2 separate regions of the Mus musculus genome follow, and region 2 is linked to region 1. The links are chromatin contacts, found by Hi-C or POLR2A ChIA-PET in ENCODE. All regions are on one chromosome and are shown on one strand. Each heading gives the region's core, a stretch centred on a gene start or an enhancer-like site at or near the end of the contact. The rest is flanking DNA. Distances are from core to core; before and after follow the strand shown.

What was found. Hi-C counts contacts between places; a loop is a spot of excess contacts on that map. ChIA-PET counts read pairs that join two places held with the same protein, here RNA polymerase II (POLR2A).
Region 2: a map of heart shows a loop between it and region 1 (2.2-fold over the local background). The contact joins the promoter of Lonp1 here to the promoter of Safb2 in region 1. A Hi-C loop is called at or near these places in 1 of 37 maps with a recorded cell type or tissue (heart). POLR2A ChIA-PET finds 5 or more read pairs at or near these places in 5 of 5 experiments (Patski and embryonic stem cell).

Annotation. Positions count from the first base shown.
Region 1 is chr17:56,579,489-56,587,261 of GRCm38, reverse strand. Safb2 (scaffold attachment factor B2) reads left to right here and starts at 2,677. Exons shown (of 21, transcript NM_001029979.3): 1 at 2,677-2,988; 2 at 4,191-4,278. The coding sequence starts at 2,818. It overlaps Safb (scaffold attachment factor B), which reads right to left and starts at 2,280. Exons shown (of 21, transcript NM_001163300.1): 1 at 1,912-2,280. The coding sequence starts at 2,100.
Region 2 is chr17:56,624,295-56,632,067 of GRCm38, reverse strand. Lonp1 (lon peptidase 1, mitochondrial) reads left to right here and starts at 5,165. Exons shown (of 18, transcript NM_028782.2): 1 at 5,165-5,587. The coding sequence starts at 5,195. It overlaps Catsperd (cation channel sperm associated auxiliary subunit delta), which reads right to left and starts at 3,925. Exons shown (of 22, transcript NM_175350.3): 1 at 3,818-3,925; 2 at 478-532. The coding sequence starts at 3,879.

The sequences.
Region 1 (7,773 bases), core at 1,428-3,927:
AGAGGCAGACGGATTTCTGAGTTCAAGGCCAGCCTGGTCTACAGAGTGAGTTCCAGGACAGCCAGGGCTACATAGAGAAACCCTGTGGGGGGGAGGGGGGGGACACGACGATGACACAACCAACAAACCAAAAAAAACCCAAAAACAAACAAACAAAACCCCCAAAAAGCCACCAAACCAAACCAACTGAAAAGAGTGCCTGACGTTCAGTAGGTAGTGTGCCTGCCCTGGCCTCTAACTTCCACACCTCATCTCACAAGCAAGTAATGTTATATGCTGTACATGTTCACAGTACATGAGAGGCCAGAAGACAACCTCAGCTTTCTCTTAGGTACCATCCACCTTGTCTTACAGACTTGACTGGACTAGTCAGGCAGTGAGCCTCAGGGATCGTCCTGTGTCTGTGAGCACTGGGATTGCGGCTGGCACCCCACCTGACCTTTACTGTTGGTGCTGGGCACAGAGCTCAGGCCTTCACACTGCTGCCCTCTCTGCTTGTCACAGTGTCTTCTCTCAACAGCAACTGGTGACTGACTTTGGATGGATCTAGGAGGGTTAAATCTCCAGTTCCTTGTGCAAGGGATGACTGGGCAGATGACAATGTCTGAAAGCTAGAGGGGACAGCTTTTCAAGGTGTAACACAAACAAAGTCTGCTTTCTAAGGTGGAGTAAACAACTACAAAAGCCAAAAGGGGGCCCTGTGGAGACTGAGCTTGTTTACCTGGACTAGACTGCAAGCCAAGCAATGCCTACCCTACCCTGAAGGCAAGCTACTACTGCCTTGATCTGAGGACACTCAGAAGAGGTTAAAGGTCTTCCTGACAGAGAATCTAGGCCACAAAGGAAGGCAATAGAAATGAGCCTCTTTCTCAGGGGGCTCAGTTTGAGGCTGGAACTAAATCCTCCGACTCCCACCTGACCACACAGAATGGAGTGTTATAGCAGTTGTGTGGCAGATGGTTCCAAGGGCCTCTGCAATATTGGGCAAGCATGTTACCTCTGATCTATGTGTCCAACCCCTTTTTTTTTAAAAAAAAAAAGAGACAAAACAAAAACCTACTATGTTTTACAGAAAGGCTTTCACGCATCCCAAGATGGCCTCAAACTTAGGATCCTTCTGCCTCCACCACTCCCGGCCTTAGGAAGTATTTGGGATAAAACTTAGGGTTTTGTGCATGCAAGGTAAGCACAATACCAAATGAGTAGCACACTACCAAATGAGTAGCTCTTGGACCTACTTTATACTTTGAAAAAGGCTTAGCTAGCCCTGAACTCTAATATTCAGGTTGGTTTGGAACTCCTCTACAGCCCAGGTTGGCCTTGAACTCACATCTGACTTACCTTTATCAACAGAAAAAAACGTTCTTTCCTTCCATCTCGTATCTTCCCCTAGCTTAGTTCTAGCAAAGAATTAGAAACAATTTATTTTTCCGCTTTGTTTTTGTTTTTTGTCTCCCTGGGCTACCTACATCCTCCGGCTGTCTGCGAACTCTGAGAGTTTCTCATGTTTCATCTCCACCACCCCTGCCCCCAACGTCACTGTGTCTTCCCAGATTAAAAGAAAAGAAAAGAAACAAAAACCACCTGTTCTGCCTCGGGGGCCGAAAAGGGACTTGGGATCGAATCCCGCCACAAGCTGACCCCACTGGATGACCTTGGCCGAGTCCCCTTCATCCCCCTTTGGGGTTGGGACTAAGCAGTACAGGGAACGCGGTGTCATCGATCCCCCGAACCCGTTCGTGGTGTTATTTCCCTCTGGTCGCATCGCTGGGGGCGTCGAGATTCGAATCCTTGCACCCGGCGCCCGCGGAGCCCCAGTATTAGCGCCCAGCGCGAAGGCCAACGGGCCACTCCGGGCCCGGCGGTGGGTGTCGCCATGGCGACCATGGGGTTCCCCCCCGCGAACCTCACCTTCTTCAGCCGCTCCATCAGCACGCTCTTGTTGCCGCTCGAGTCGAGGTTCCGCTTCTTCAGCTCCGCCCGCAGGTCGATCACCCGCAGGTCGCTGAGCCGCCGCGTCCCGGTCTCTGACGCCGCGGAGCTCACGGCCGCCGCGCCCGCCGCACTCGCGTCTCCTAAACCCGACAGAGTCTCCGCCATTCCAGGGACCCTGGTTCCGTCGCCCACTTCACACAGAACCGGGTCAGTGGGTTTGCGTGAGTGTGTTTTTTTTTTGATTTGTTATTATTATTATTTTTTTGAATCTCGGCCCTCTTACCACAAAATGGCGCCGCCTGAGAGGGAACCGCTTCAGCCTCCCCGGAGGCGCACCTCGACACTGCGCAGGCGCCGCCGGCGCGAGCCCTACGCTCTCAGACGCCTTTACCCAAGCGCAGTGTGCGCGGCGGCAGAGACGACGTAGGCGCGCCTCGCCGGCTCGCGCTTGGCCGCGGACCAAGACGCATGCGTGCTACAGGTCGTGCGCCTGCGCATCACTGTCGGAGCGCTGGCCGTAGAGCGGTGGCGTGCGCAGCCGGGCAACGCTGCGAGAGGCAAACGGGGGTCAGTGAGCGTAGCGAGGCGGTGCGCGTGCGCATTAAAAAGAGGGTGGCGACGGGGCCGGGGGGGGGGGGGGGAGGGGGGGCTTACGACCGGTTGCGCATGTGCACTTGTACCCGCGAGGCTCGAGACTGCTTTGGCGTGCGACCTAGGAGGTGCGTCAGAGCTGTGCGCCTGCGCAGCCGCAAAGGGAGGCGGGAGGAAGCGAGTGCGTTTTCCTCTTCGGCAGCGCCATTTTGTACTACCTCCGAGCCGCCACAGCTGGTGCCAGCGAGTGGAGGGGGTTCCGGAGCGAGTTGGGAAGTCGCGGAAGCGAGGATGGCGGAACCCGGGACCGGGTCGGGCGACCCCGCCTTTGGTCCGGGCGCCTCGGAGAGTGGGACGCGGCGGCTCAGCGACCTGCGGGTGATCGACCTGAGGGCGGAGCTGAAAAAGCGGAACCTGGATACGGGAGGCAACAAGAGCGTGCTGATGGAGCGGCTGAGGAAGGTGAGGGAACCCGAGTGGCGCCGTGGACCCGGGCACGTAACTGCCCGCGCAGACTCGGGCCGGCCTTCCCACCCCGAGCCCCCCCCCCCGACTTCGGTCTGTGCTGTCAGTTACCGAAGCAGCCGAGGCTGTGTGACCTTTACTAGTCGCTGCCCCTCTCTGTGTCTCGCCTCCCACTTGCCCCGGGATTTGCAGGAAGCCGGGCCTTGTTGAGTAATCGGGTGGCTCTGGGCACGTCTCCATGATGACCTTGCACCTGCAGCTGTCTTTTCCGCCACCCTAGTTTTACTCTTCTGGGGAATCTATCAGTCAACCCCACTGTTGGCGGTGCCCAGTGTCTCTGCACAGACCATGTTCGCTCCCAGGTCCGGTCCCCTCGCGCTTCCCTGGTCTTGGAGCCTAGTTGTCATCTCGAGTCAGCGTAAGATGTCACTTTCCTCCCCCTAGACAAGAAGTCTTGTCTACTGCCCTTCAGCGCTTGACACAAGCTTGCCTCTGTGGAACAGGGTCCTTGAGGGTTAGGGACTCCTGATTGGCTGCAAGTAGAAGGCGCCAGAATACTTTGAGGGAAAATTGGCCAGCGCTTTCTTCTTCGGTCTATGTTGTTTTTCCTTATCAAAAATCAGCGCCTCCCCTCCCACGCAAAACTTTTTTTGGAGAGCTACTGTGGCCCAGTGTGGCCTTGGACTTGCTGTGAAACCCAGACTAGACTTCAGCTCTTGGTCTCCTGCCCCCCCTTTTCACTTCCAAAATGCTGGAATTAAAGGTTTGCTTTGTTATGGGAGGCCTTTTGAGCGCCCCATTCAGCTCTTTGCCCTGCCTGAATCAAGGACAGGTTTCCTACCATCATCCCTGTGTTTGATGAAAGAGCACACAAGATGAGCGGTCACCAACCCTGATTTGGGGTTAATACTTGGATTTTATTCTATTTTTTTGTCTTGGGTTGGGGATTACATCTAGGGCTACAAGCTGCCAGGTCATGTATGACCACAACCTGCTGACAGTGACTCTGCAACCCAAGCTTTCAGCTTCCCTTTCTCTAGGTTTTGGGTCTTGAGCAGGGAAGGGGAGCTGGCTGCTAAATGTGGTCTTAAGCTAGATTGTGAACACTTGCAACTGCAAAGTTGCTTCTTAAAGAACACTTTGTGTCAACCCCTCCTAAAAGATAACTTTATTTAAAACTTCATACTCTTTCCCATCAGGCATTTAAGGAGGAAGGACAAGAACCTGAGGAGGTTGGAATCAGCTGGGGAGCTGTGAGCAAGAGGGCTGTAAAGAGAAACACCAAAGGTACTTAACTGCCTGTGCTTGACGCTGGGCCTGGGGAATGGGTGTCTGCTCTGCTCTGTGTATGTGTAATATGCATACTTAGATGTGCATGTGTGTGGGACAGCCATAGTGTCACATTGTGTCCACCTTAGGTTTTGTTTTTGTCTTAAGGTTTATTTTGTGTGTGTGTGTGTGTGTGTGTGTGTTTGTGTGCGCGCTTGCCTGCATGTGAATGCACATGTGTTTGGTGCCCACAGAGGTCAGAAGCAGGTCTTGGACCCCTTAGAACTGGAGTCAGGAATGGTTACCAGTCTCCATGTGATTCCTGGGAGCTGAAGCCCATCCTGTATGACAGCAGTTAGTGCTCTTTCTTAACCGCTGATCCATCTGTCTACATAGTGATTTGGCTGGGCTGCTGACCTGTGAGGACCAGTGTCCTCCATCTTCAAACCCCAGCACTAGGATTATAAGTACCCTCATGCCCAGCTCTTCACGGGTGCTGGGATTGAGCCCAGGCCCCCAAGCTCAAAACAAGAAATGTTTTTGCCAGCTGAGCCATCTGCCCATTGCCCTGAAGTCAGGTTTTACCAGTGGCTTCGAGGACAGCTTTTCATCAGCATTCTAGGCTGAGGCAAGAGAATGGCCAATTCCAGGTTGGCCTGGCTACATGAGACTCTTAAGGGCCAGATATGGTGGTGCATGCCTTTAATCCCCAAACACCACTGCCCCAAACAAACCAATAACTGAGGGCTAGTGAAAAGGCTCAGCTACCGAAGGTAGAAGCTCCTGAATCTGAGAGTTGTTTGATCCTTGAGACCAGAAACAACTGGCTCCCAAAAGTTGATCTCTGACATCCACATTCACACTGAGGCGCACATATGTCTAACTGTGCTCACAGAGACAGCCATAATCATTTTTTAAAAAGCACTAACCTGGAGACCTAGTATAACCCTGGCTGCTTGTGTTGCAGACACTTGCCTGACCTGCCGCAAGCATATCAGATCAGTGGGCAGCATTGTCAGATGAGCCTGGGGGAGGTCTGGCATGGTTGAGAGGGTGCCTCCATGGGCAGAGCTATGCCTGTCCATCTCTGGAGGTGCTCAAGAATGTGGTGTTTGGTGTGATGTGCTAGCCCATGGCTTCCAGGCCAGGCCAGAGGCTCTGGGATGATAGAAGTGAGGTTTTAGCCCACAAGACACTGTTAGTGATTCTCTGAGCACCACTTTCTGGCAAAGTGGGAAGAAGTTCCAGGAAAGTCACAGTCACTCCCTCTCACAAGTGGGGCTGGCTCAAACAAGGGGTTTGGAGTGGGCACGTGTTTGCAGAAAGCCCTGCATTTGTCCCAGAGCCTCTCAAATACGGGTGAAATCACTGCATGAAGAATAGTTCTGACCTGTTTAATTCTTGTTGAATTGGGTAGTAAATATGTCCCTTGTGCTGATGTTAAACAACCATTGGTATGTCCTTTCTATGTCCCATGAGGGTACTGCACCCACCACAGAGGGCTTGAGTATTCAGAGTCCCATTCTCCAGCTGAACTGCTCTGAGAACCATAGAGTTATCTGGTTCTGAGAATTTAACCAGAGCCACCAGGCACTGCCTAGGTATCAAGCTATAGTCTTGGCCAGGATTTGGATATCTAGTCAAAGTCTTAAGGATTATTAAAAGTTGACATTTCTTTCTGTGCCTGTGAGGATTGGTGTGCACATATAGGAGGTACAAGGTTAACAGTGGGTTGACCTCAGTTGTTGTGCATGGTATTTCATGGGGTAGATTCTCACTGGCCTGGAGCCTGCTGATTCAGCCTGGCTGGTTGACCATCAACTCTAAGGATCCTCCTGTCTCCACCTCCCCAGCATTTCTCAGATGACATCTACCCTAACTAGTTTTGTGGGTTTTGCATTTTATTTAGTGTGTGTATGTGCGTACCCGTGAGGGCATGTACACACATAACACAGTGCAAGCACAGAGACCAGAGAGAACTATCTAGGAGCCATTTCTTTCCACCATGTGTAATCCAGGAATCAGATTCAGATGGTCAGGACTGGCAGCAACTGTTTTACCTACTGAGCCATCTCATACTCCTTTTAGCCCCCCTCCACCTCCCCCCACCCCCACTTTTGTTTTAACATTTTAATAACTGTGGTGGCCCACATGAGGTATCAGAGGACAGCTTTATACAGTTGATTCTGTGGGTTGAACTTGGCCATTTGATTCCAAAGGGAGAGTTGGTAATGTTGGGGATGGCATGCCAGTGGGTAGCTGGATCAGGAAGCTGGATGGTCATGTTTCCATCCATGCACAGGAAGCTGAAAGAACAGAAATGAAGTGAGGCTCTCAGAGCCTCTCACAATGACAGACTTCTTTAGCAAGGTTCCTAAACCAGCAGTTCTCAGTCTGTGGGTCACAACCCTTTCTGATCAAATAACCCTTTCCCAGAGGTTACCTAGTACCTAAGACCATTGGAAAACAGGTAATTTACAATTCATAATAGTAGCAAAACTACAGCTACAAACTAGCAATGAAAATAATTTTATGGTTTGGGGTCACCACCACACGAGGAACTATATTAAAGGGTGACAGCATTTTGAAGGTTGAGGACCACTGTCCTAAAGGTTTCCTAGTCTCCCAAAACAGCGTAGTGAACTGGCCACAAAGTGTTCGGATACCTGGCATCTGTCATTCAAATCTCACCTGGCTTTTATCCATTGGCCTGGGACTGCTGATTCAGTGTCCAACACTTTGTCTGCACCTTCCCAGCCCTGGGATGACAGTGGATCACCACACCCAGCATTTACATGGATGCTGGGGCACTGAGTTCAGAGTCCATGTTAACCACTGAGCAGTCTCCCCAGACAATTGTTCTTTTAGCAGACGATGTTCAGGTTTTGTTTGTGGTTTTAGGACTTTCCCAGTATTCAGTGTTTGGAAGTTGTCTGATGTGTTGGCTGTTGAAACAATAAAACAGATGGACAGAAGGCCTCCGGATTTGAGGACCCACTGTGTTTACACTGTGGTAGTGTTAACGTCCTGTGTGATGCCAGGGTTGGAGGGTTGAGGAAATGAAGAAGCATCCTGGGCATTGCATGATAATCATATCCATCAGAAATGATGGCAACTACAAGAGGCTGCACCTGATGCTGCTCCCTCCTCCTTCCAGGTGTCAAGCTTTGAGTAACTCTCAAGAGCTGCCTCTGTCTTCCTTGGTATAGTAGGACACCCTACAGAGTTTGTTTGTTTTCTTTCCTGTTTTTTTTTTTTTTTTTTTCCCACAAAACCGTTAGTGCAGTGTTCTGTGTACTGCAGATTTGCCCACAAAACAGTTGTGTAGCTAAGGGGGCTCGGTCAGCAGAGCTCTTGCCACAGAAACATGAGTGTGGGACTGAGCTCAGATCCCTATTAACAATGGGAAACCAAGTGTGCATCCATAACCACGGTGGTGGGGAGGTAGGCACAGGAGGGTCCGTTGGGTTTGGTGGTCGACTAGCCACGCTGAGTCAGTTGGCTCCAGGCCGA
Region 2 (7,773 bases), core at 3,916-6,415, 42 kb before region 1:
GGGCTTTGATTCACTTGGCCCACCCCACCCACATCTACCCCACCCTGATCTGCTGGAGCGCTTGAAGGGGCCAGTCCTGCAGATCCAAAGCTGCAGAATCTCCATGACACAGGGCAACAGCAGGATAACTGAGAGGAGTCCCAAGGGCAGAAGCCAGAGGCCTGGGACCAGACCAAAGTCTCACTGCAGTGAACATTTGCAAGTCAAGATGCCTGAGTGGAAGCTTGCACTGAGACACACTGCAGCTTCCACAATGAGATTTTTTTTTTTTTTTTGAGTTTTAGTTTTCTTGACAGGGTGGGTGAGTTGCAAGGCCAGTGGGTGGCTATGGAGGGACAGTTGAATGGGGTTGGAGTGCATGATGTTAAATCACAAAGAATCAAAAGTCAAAAAGAAAAAAAGGAAGGAAGAAGAAAAAGGAAATGCTCTGCCATATAGTCATACTGATATGTAGGGGGCATGCAAGGGACCACTTACCCCTTGAAGTTGTATATTGGACTTAAACACTTTCCCGGTCCTCACTGTGTGCACCCTAGAGTGATTGAAACACACAGCCAATAAGTAATTTAAAACACACACACACACACAAACACAACTAAAAGTCAGGCTTTGTCTTCTAATTTATTCTATTTTCAAGAATTTTCCTATTTATTTCATGTGTATGGGTGTTTTGGCTGCACACCACATGCATGCTGTGCCCGAGGTGACCAGAAGGGAGCGTCAGGCCCCTTTGAGCTGCAGTCACACCTGGCTGTGAGCCTTCTGTGGGTGCTGGGAACTGAACAGGGGTCTCTGCAAGGGCAGCTAGTGATCTAACCACTGAGCCATCTCTCAGCTCCTTAACTTTTATTCAATATTCATCATGGTCTCTCCTACCATGCTGCCTTTAGATATAATGCACAGAATGAAGTTTTGATACTTTGAAAGGTCTGGGAGTTCTACAGCTTTGGGTAGTGGTGAGAGATAGCTGCTGCCCCAATCCCCAGAACAAGTGTAAGAGACAGGCAGGGTGCTGTGGGTCTGAAAGCCCAGAGCACCTATCATAGAGGCAGGAGGCACAAACAGGAGAATCCACAGAGGCTTAAGGGCACTGGCCTGGTGTATTTAGCAGCAAGAACAAAGTATCCTGATTTAAGCAATGTCATAGGAAAGGTGTAATGCTCTTGCTGAGTTTGCAGAGTTTGTCCTCTGACATTAACATCGACAAACATATAACATCTGGGTTAACCACTAATATACACAAAATACTGGGTTAGTGAGATGGCTCACTACATAAAGGGGCTTGCTGCAAAGCCTGACATCCTGAGTTTGGCCCTGGTGGAGAGAAATGACTCCTGCAAGTTGTCTTCTGACTTGTTACATGCACACAGTGCGTGCGTGCACACACACACCTCAATACATGCATGAGAGAGAGAGAGAGAGAGAGAGAGAGAGAGAGAGAGAGAGAGAGAGAGAATATAAACTATCAGTCAGGTGTGGTAGCACGCCTTTACTCCCAGCCCTTGTGAGGCAGATGTATCCTGTGAGTCTTGAGTCCAGCCTGGTCTACATTGTGAGACCCCTAACACGTCCAGACTCTCCCTGACAAACCCAAGCGAAGAGGCCTTCCATGCTCTGCTTGGGGATGACCCAGGGGGTGGGGCCCTCACTGTGGGAAGCCGCCCCCACATTCGCCGTTACAAGATGGCGCTGACAGCTGTGTTCTAAGTGGTAAACAAATAATCTGCGCATGTGCCAAAGGTAGTTCTCCACCCCATGTACTCTGCCTTCCCCGTGACGACAACTCGGCCATGGGCTGCAGCCAATCAGGGAGTGATACGTCCTAGGCGAAGGATAACTCTCCTTAAGAGGGAGGGGGGTTTCGCTTTCGCTTTTGGGGCTTTGGGGGCTTGCTCTGCGCTCTGGCGCTCTGGCGCTCTGGCTCCTAAAGATGTAAACAATGGGGGGTTTACACTCTTGCTCCTGAAGATGTAAGCAATAAAGTTTTGCCGCAGAAGATTCTGGTTTGTTGTGTTCTTCCTGGCCGGTCGTGAGAACGCGTGTAAGACCTCACACTTCCTGTTCTGGGCTCTCTGCCTTTTATATCCCATCCCATGTACAATGCTGGGGAATCGAACCCAGAACCTTCGTGGGAAGGGGGCTCACTTCTTTGGAGGGGGTCTCCCCAGGCTCTTTTTATTGTTTATTCAGAGACAGGCTGACTAAGTAGCCCAGGCTAGCCTGAAACTCCCAATCCTCTTGCCTCCACTTCCTCACTGCTGTGATGGCAGGCATGGGTCACCTGCCAGGTTTCTGTGGTGCTGGAGTTGGTCCTGGCTTCACCAGGTGGGTCAGCCCTCAGCCCAGCGAACTCCAGCTCAAGCCACACCAGCAATTACTTTTCACAAGTATTTCTTAAGTTTCCCTACTTTGTTGTTGGTGAGCTTTTTTTTTTTTTTTTTTCTGGTTTGTAGCAAACAACTGCCTTTTGGGTGTGATGAGCCACTTGGGAGGTTGAGGTAAGGCATTGTATTCAGACACAGATCCGGCTATGTTGCACAGGCTGGCTGCAAAACTCACAGCAAGGGACTGCCTTGCTGAACTCCAGTGATGATAATCTAGAATTCAGGGCTTAAGAACTGAGGTCCCCAGGGGACAGTTAGTTAGCAGCCTCCACGACAGGATGGCTTTCTGAGCTGGGCACCAAAAGTGGGAGACTTTTCCTTTCTCAGCAGGGCTTCCCTGTCTCTTCCTGTCTTTGTTTGGACAGTGTCCTTAAACACAGGTGGCTGGCCTCTGAAAAGTGACCAGCTGCAGAACTCAGCACACACAGCCTGTTCTGGCTTCCCACCCACATGACCCATTGGCCCTTTCCACCTGTACCCCTCAAAAAAGCCCTTAAAGCCGGGCGTGGCACACGCCTTTAATCCCAGCACTCGGGAGGCAGAGGCAGGCGGATTTCTGAGTTCGAGGCTAGCCTGGTCTACAAAGTGAGTTCCAGGACAGCCAGGGCTATAAAGAGAAACCCTGTCTTGAAAAAACCAAAACCAACCAACCAACCAACCAACCAACCAAAAAAACCCCCAAAACCAAACCAAAAAGCCCTTAAATACGCTCTCATCCCTGGAAGAATACAGCAGACATCCCACTGCAGTAGTCTCCAGAGATCATTTTGTCCATATTCATGGCTGTCTGAACCCTCCTCTCCACCTCTGCCCCTTTTGTCCCCTCAGGCTGGTGACCTCCGGGGAGAAAAGTGGGAAGGAGGAGGGCATACAGAGACATACTTGCATGTTAGCGATCAGAGACACTGCTCACCATGGCACTAAGCACAGCATACTTCCCAACATGCACTCAGCCTCAACAGCCCATGGCACTGCTGCTGAGCCAGGTAGGGATGGATGGTGGGACAGATTGCAGACTGCACAAGGAACTTAGGTTTGACGCATGTCCAAAGCCCTGGCTCCACACCCAGAAATGGATTTTAGTGATTTGCTTGGGAGAGATATGCCAAATTTGATTTCTACAATTGGGCTGGAGGGTATGCCTGGGCTCCAACAAGAACCAGCCCCATTCCTCCTGTCATAAACCTCCCAGCAGGGCTGGAGAGATGGCTCAGTGGTTAAGAGCACTGACTGCTCTTCCAGTGGTCCTGAGTTCAATTCCCAGCAACCACATGGTGGCTCACAACCATCTGTAATGGGATTTAATGGCCTCTTCTGGTGCGTCTGAAGACAGCTACAGTGTATTCATATAAATAAAAAAAATAAAATTGAAATATCATTTAAAAAAAAAAAAAACCTCCCAGCAGCAATCCAACCCAGTTAGGCAGTTGTACCGGCACAGTGTGTGAGCCCTGACCATGGTGGCCACTGCTGCTGCTAGCATCAACACCAGCATCTTGCCTGGTTCTCCACAGCTAACACTGCTCTTCAACCGCCAAGCTTGAGAAAGTGTCTGAGCATGCGTGAGGTTAGGCCGCTTCTCTCCTACCCGCCTCTTGTCTGGGCACGCGCACCAGGTAAGAAGGCCACTAGCAGGACCTTTTGGACGTGTCGGACAAAAGCCCGGTTAGGTCTACGCAGAGGAAACTGGAAGGAGTGGGCATGCGCAATATGGAAGCAGAGCTCGCACATTTCAAACCTGAAAATTACACCCAGGTTCCCAGATCCATAAGTCAAAATCCAAAGCATGCCCAAACTTCAAGGAGGTCACCACAGCACTAGCATGAGCACACGTGGGTGTGGAAGCAGAGCTTTGGGCATGCATCAATCCACTCCCTGCTTTGTGGAGCCGGAGCATGCACACGGGTCTCTTGGGACGTGTCCTGGAAGCTTCAGTGTTTTGGTAAGTGCCTCACGGACCACTGACAACAAAGGCAACGCTGAGCAGGCGCACCTGCGCACGGCCTTTAGCATGCATACTATACGAGAGGCAAAAGCCCTCCAAGCACGCCTCCTCCAGTGTGGAGTGAAGATGCCACCAACTGCGTAGGGAGATGTAGTAAAACCTGTTGTTGTGTATCAACAAAGAACGCTGAAAAGACTAAAGTTAAAGGAGGGGTGCGCTGTACTTTTCTTCCGATGCCTTCAGAACACAGAATTTACCCTGTAAAACCTTTTTGATGGCAGTAGAAAAACAGAACGCAGTACTAAGGTACAGCTTGGACAGGACAAACCAGTAGTTGTAGGAACTGGGAGGGGCCACGCTTCTTCCAGGCCCCCTTCCTAGAGCGATGCCCCCCGCCCCCTCCGCACAAGCTCCAGTCTGGAGTCACCGCTCTGGCCACGCCCCTATGTCAAGCCCCGACCTTTGAGCCCGCCTTCGGCCATATCCCTGATTCCAGTTCCTCCAATCCCTGCCTGGTGGAGCGCCCCCCATTCGGACCACACACCAGTCCTGCTTTCTCCGTCATGTTTCCTCAAGCTTACTACACCTCTCACTTTTTCATCCAGATCCTCAAAGTCCTCTCTAGAACATCCTTCATCGGGCCACGCCCCCTTGCCGTCCAACTCCAAGCCCCGCTCTGAGCCTTGAACCACGCCCCTACTCCGCCCTCCCATCCCCAAACCCAGTCTCCCTCTGACCACGCCCACTCACTCACCTTATTCAAGCTCCGCCTCTCCAGCCCGAAGCACGCGAGCGTCATCACGTGCGCAAACGGGGGGCGAGCAGAGATGACGTAAGTGCGGTGCGCCGTCAGTATGGCTGTTCCATGGCGGCGAGCACAGGCTACGTGCGGCTCTGGGCCGCTGCGCGGTGCTGGGTTCTGCGGCGGCCGCTGCTGGCTGTCACCGGAGGCCGGGTCCCGAGCGCGTCCGGGTCGTGGCTGCGCCGAGGATGTCGGGCCTGCGACATGTCAGCTCCCTGGGGCGGCCGCGTTCTTCCCGGCGGGGTCCAGTGGCGGGGGCTGTGGGACTCGGGCAACCGCGGTGGCAGCGACGAGACCTCCGAGGGCGGTGCGGAGGACGGGGCCACGGCGAGCACCGGGGAAGGCCCGGTCGTCACAGCGCTCGCGCCCATGACCGTCCCGGATGTGTTTCCTCACCTGCCGCTCATCGCCATCACCCGCAACCCTGTGTTCCCGCGCTTTATCAAGATCGTGGAGGTAACCAGAGCCCCCGCTCCCCTGCTCTGCTAGCGGGACCGAGTGGTCTCTCAGCTCCCTCGCGTCTAAGAAACTTTTGGAACCGCACTCCTGCTTGTCATCGCACCACTCTGAGGCAAGAGGATACCACAGTCCTTGGTGGCTCACTTGGACACAAATTCTTCCCTTTTTCTGGTCCTTCAGGACCCGAGATAGTGAGTGTAGAAATCCCAGGCCGACTAGCAACAGAGTATAGTTATTTCGCTTCCATCCTGGTGAAAGTTTTGTAACGCCTTCTCAGCCTTGTTCAATGGTGTAGAGTTTATTCATTGAGACAGCCTTATGTATCTTTTGTCTTGAGACATTCTCCTTTTTCACACCCTTAATTACCCGCGTAATGTATCGGGCATAGTTGTGGGGATACAAAGTTACAGGCTTTAGGTATTACATTGTAGGAGTAGGAGAAAGGCCGGAATTACTGGAGTCTGAGTGGTTTACCAAAAAAAAAAAAGGGACAGGATTTTTTTTTTTTCCCTGACACTGTCCCTGACATCTTCCTGGTATTTACCCCTAAAAAGAAAGAAACTTCAAACAGCCTTTTAACTAAGGGAGGAAAATTCCACTGCAGGAAGCTGATCCCATCTGATCCTTTCAAATTAGCTGGCCATGAAGAGGGAGGGAGAACAGGATGATGAAATCAACAGAAAGCAGAGACTTTTAAAGGGGAATTTTCAATCTGCCATCTATTCCCCTATGTCTTGAGTTCACAGAGAGCAGTGGTTATCAGTTAACCTACTAGCAAGGTCATACAGTGAGTCACAGCCACATCACCCGCAGGCCCCCTCCATTCTCTTTGCCCTGCCAACCCTTGAAGGGAAGTGTATCAGCACAGATGTGGGGAGGGTTAAAGCGAGCTCCTCCACCTACCTCCACTCCCATGCTTCCAAGGCCCATCTCACGTTGTCTGTCTGGTAGAAGGACACACACATTTGCCAGATAACTTCTGTAGGGTAACACGGCATCATCACCTATCTACAAGTTGCTCCCCAGGGCCTTAGTTTTCCTCACCTGGGAAATGGACATAATAGCAGTTCCTGTCTTGGAATCAGAGAACTCTTGTGGAACTCACACAAACTGTATGTAAAGGCTATTTTGGTTTTGGTTGAGGCAGGATCTCATGTAGCTCAGGCTGCCCTTCTAGTTGCTGTGTAGTTGAAGTTGGCTTTAGCTCCAGATCTTCCATCTCTTTAGCTTTTGGGTAAGAAGTGCCTCATCTGGTCCTGAGTGACTGAGTTATAAGTCTCTGCTGTTTGCTGCTTGGAGGGGGTTTCCTCATACCGTGATGCTCATAGGACTTGTTATGCCTGGCAGGCTCTAGTAGTGTAGAACTGCTCTGGAGGCCCATTCTGTATCCTCTTTATTCTCAGGGCTTCTCAGACCAGGGCTGCCCACACCTGGTTCCTTAACCCTACTGTGGAGACAAATGTGTGCTGGGGCAAGAACAAAGAGATGCTTCTTCCAAGTGAACCCAATGTGCCATTGGGAGCTAGCTGTCAAGGGTGTGGTGTTGAGACAGTGGTGTGTGCTTTCCTGTTGGTATCACCTCATAAAATGACCAGAGTCAGGGAGAAAAAGATGCTGAGACCCATCACAGAACACTTACCTGGGAGCTAGTGAATAGTTGTTTTTTTATTTTTTTTTTGTTTTTTGGTGCAAAACTCAGCTTTTGGTCTACAGCCATCAGACTCATGTGCTGTCTTTGGCTCTGCAGGCTGGTTAGGGTTCTGTGTAGACTGTTTGCTTATCATGCACGAGGCTCACACAGACCGGATGTAGAGTCAAACACCTGTCATCCGAATGCTCAGAGGGTAGAAGGAGGAATCTTCCGATCAGGAATTCAGGGTTATCCAAGGCCAGCATGAGTTGCTGTGAGGAGACACTATGACCAAGGCAACTTTTAAAATAAAAGTTTTTACTTGGGGCTTGTTTATAGTTTAAGAACATCAAAGTGGGGAGTGCAGTGGCAGGCAGACATGGCACTGGAGTAGTTGCTGAGAGCTTGCATCTGATCCACAGCTTGAAGGCAGAGAGAAACCTCAAAGCCCACCCCAGTGGTATACCTCCAGCTAGGTGACGCCTCCCAATCCTTCCTAAACAGTTCCTATGACTGGGGACCAATTGTTCAAATATATGAACCTATGGGAGCC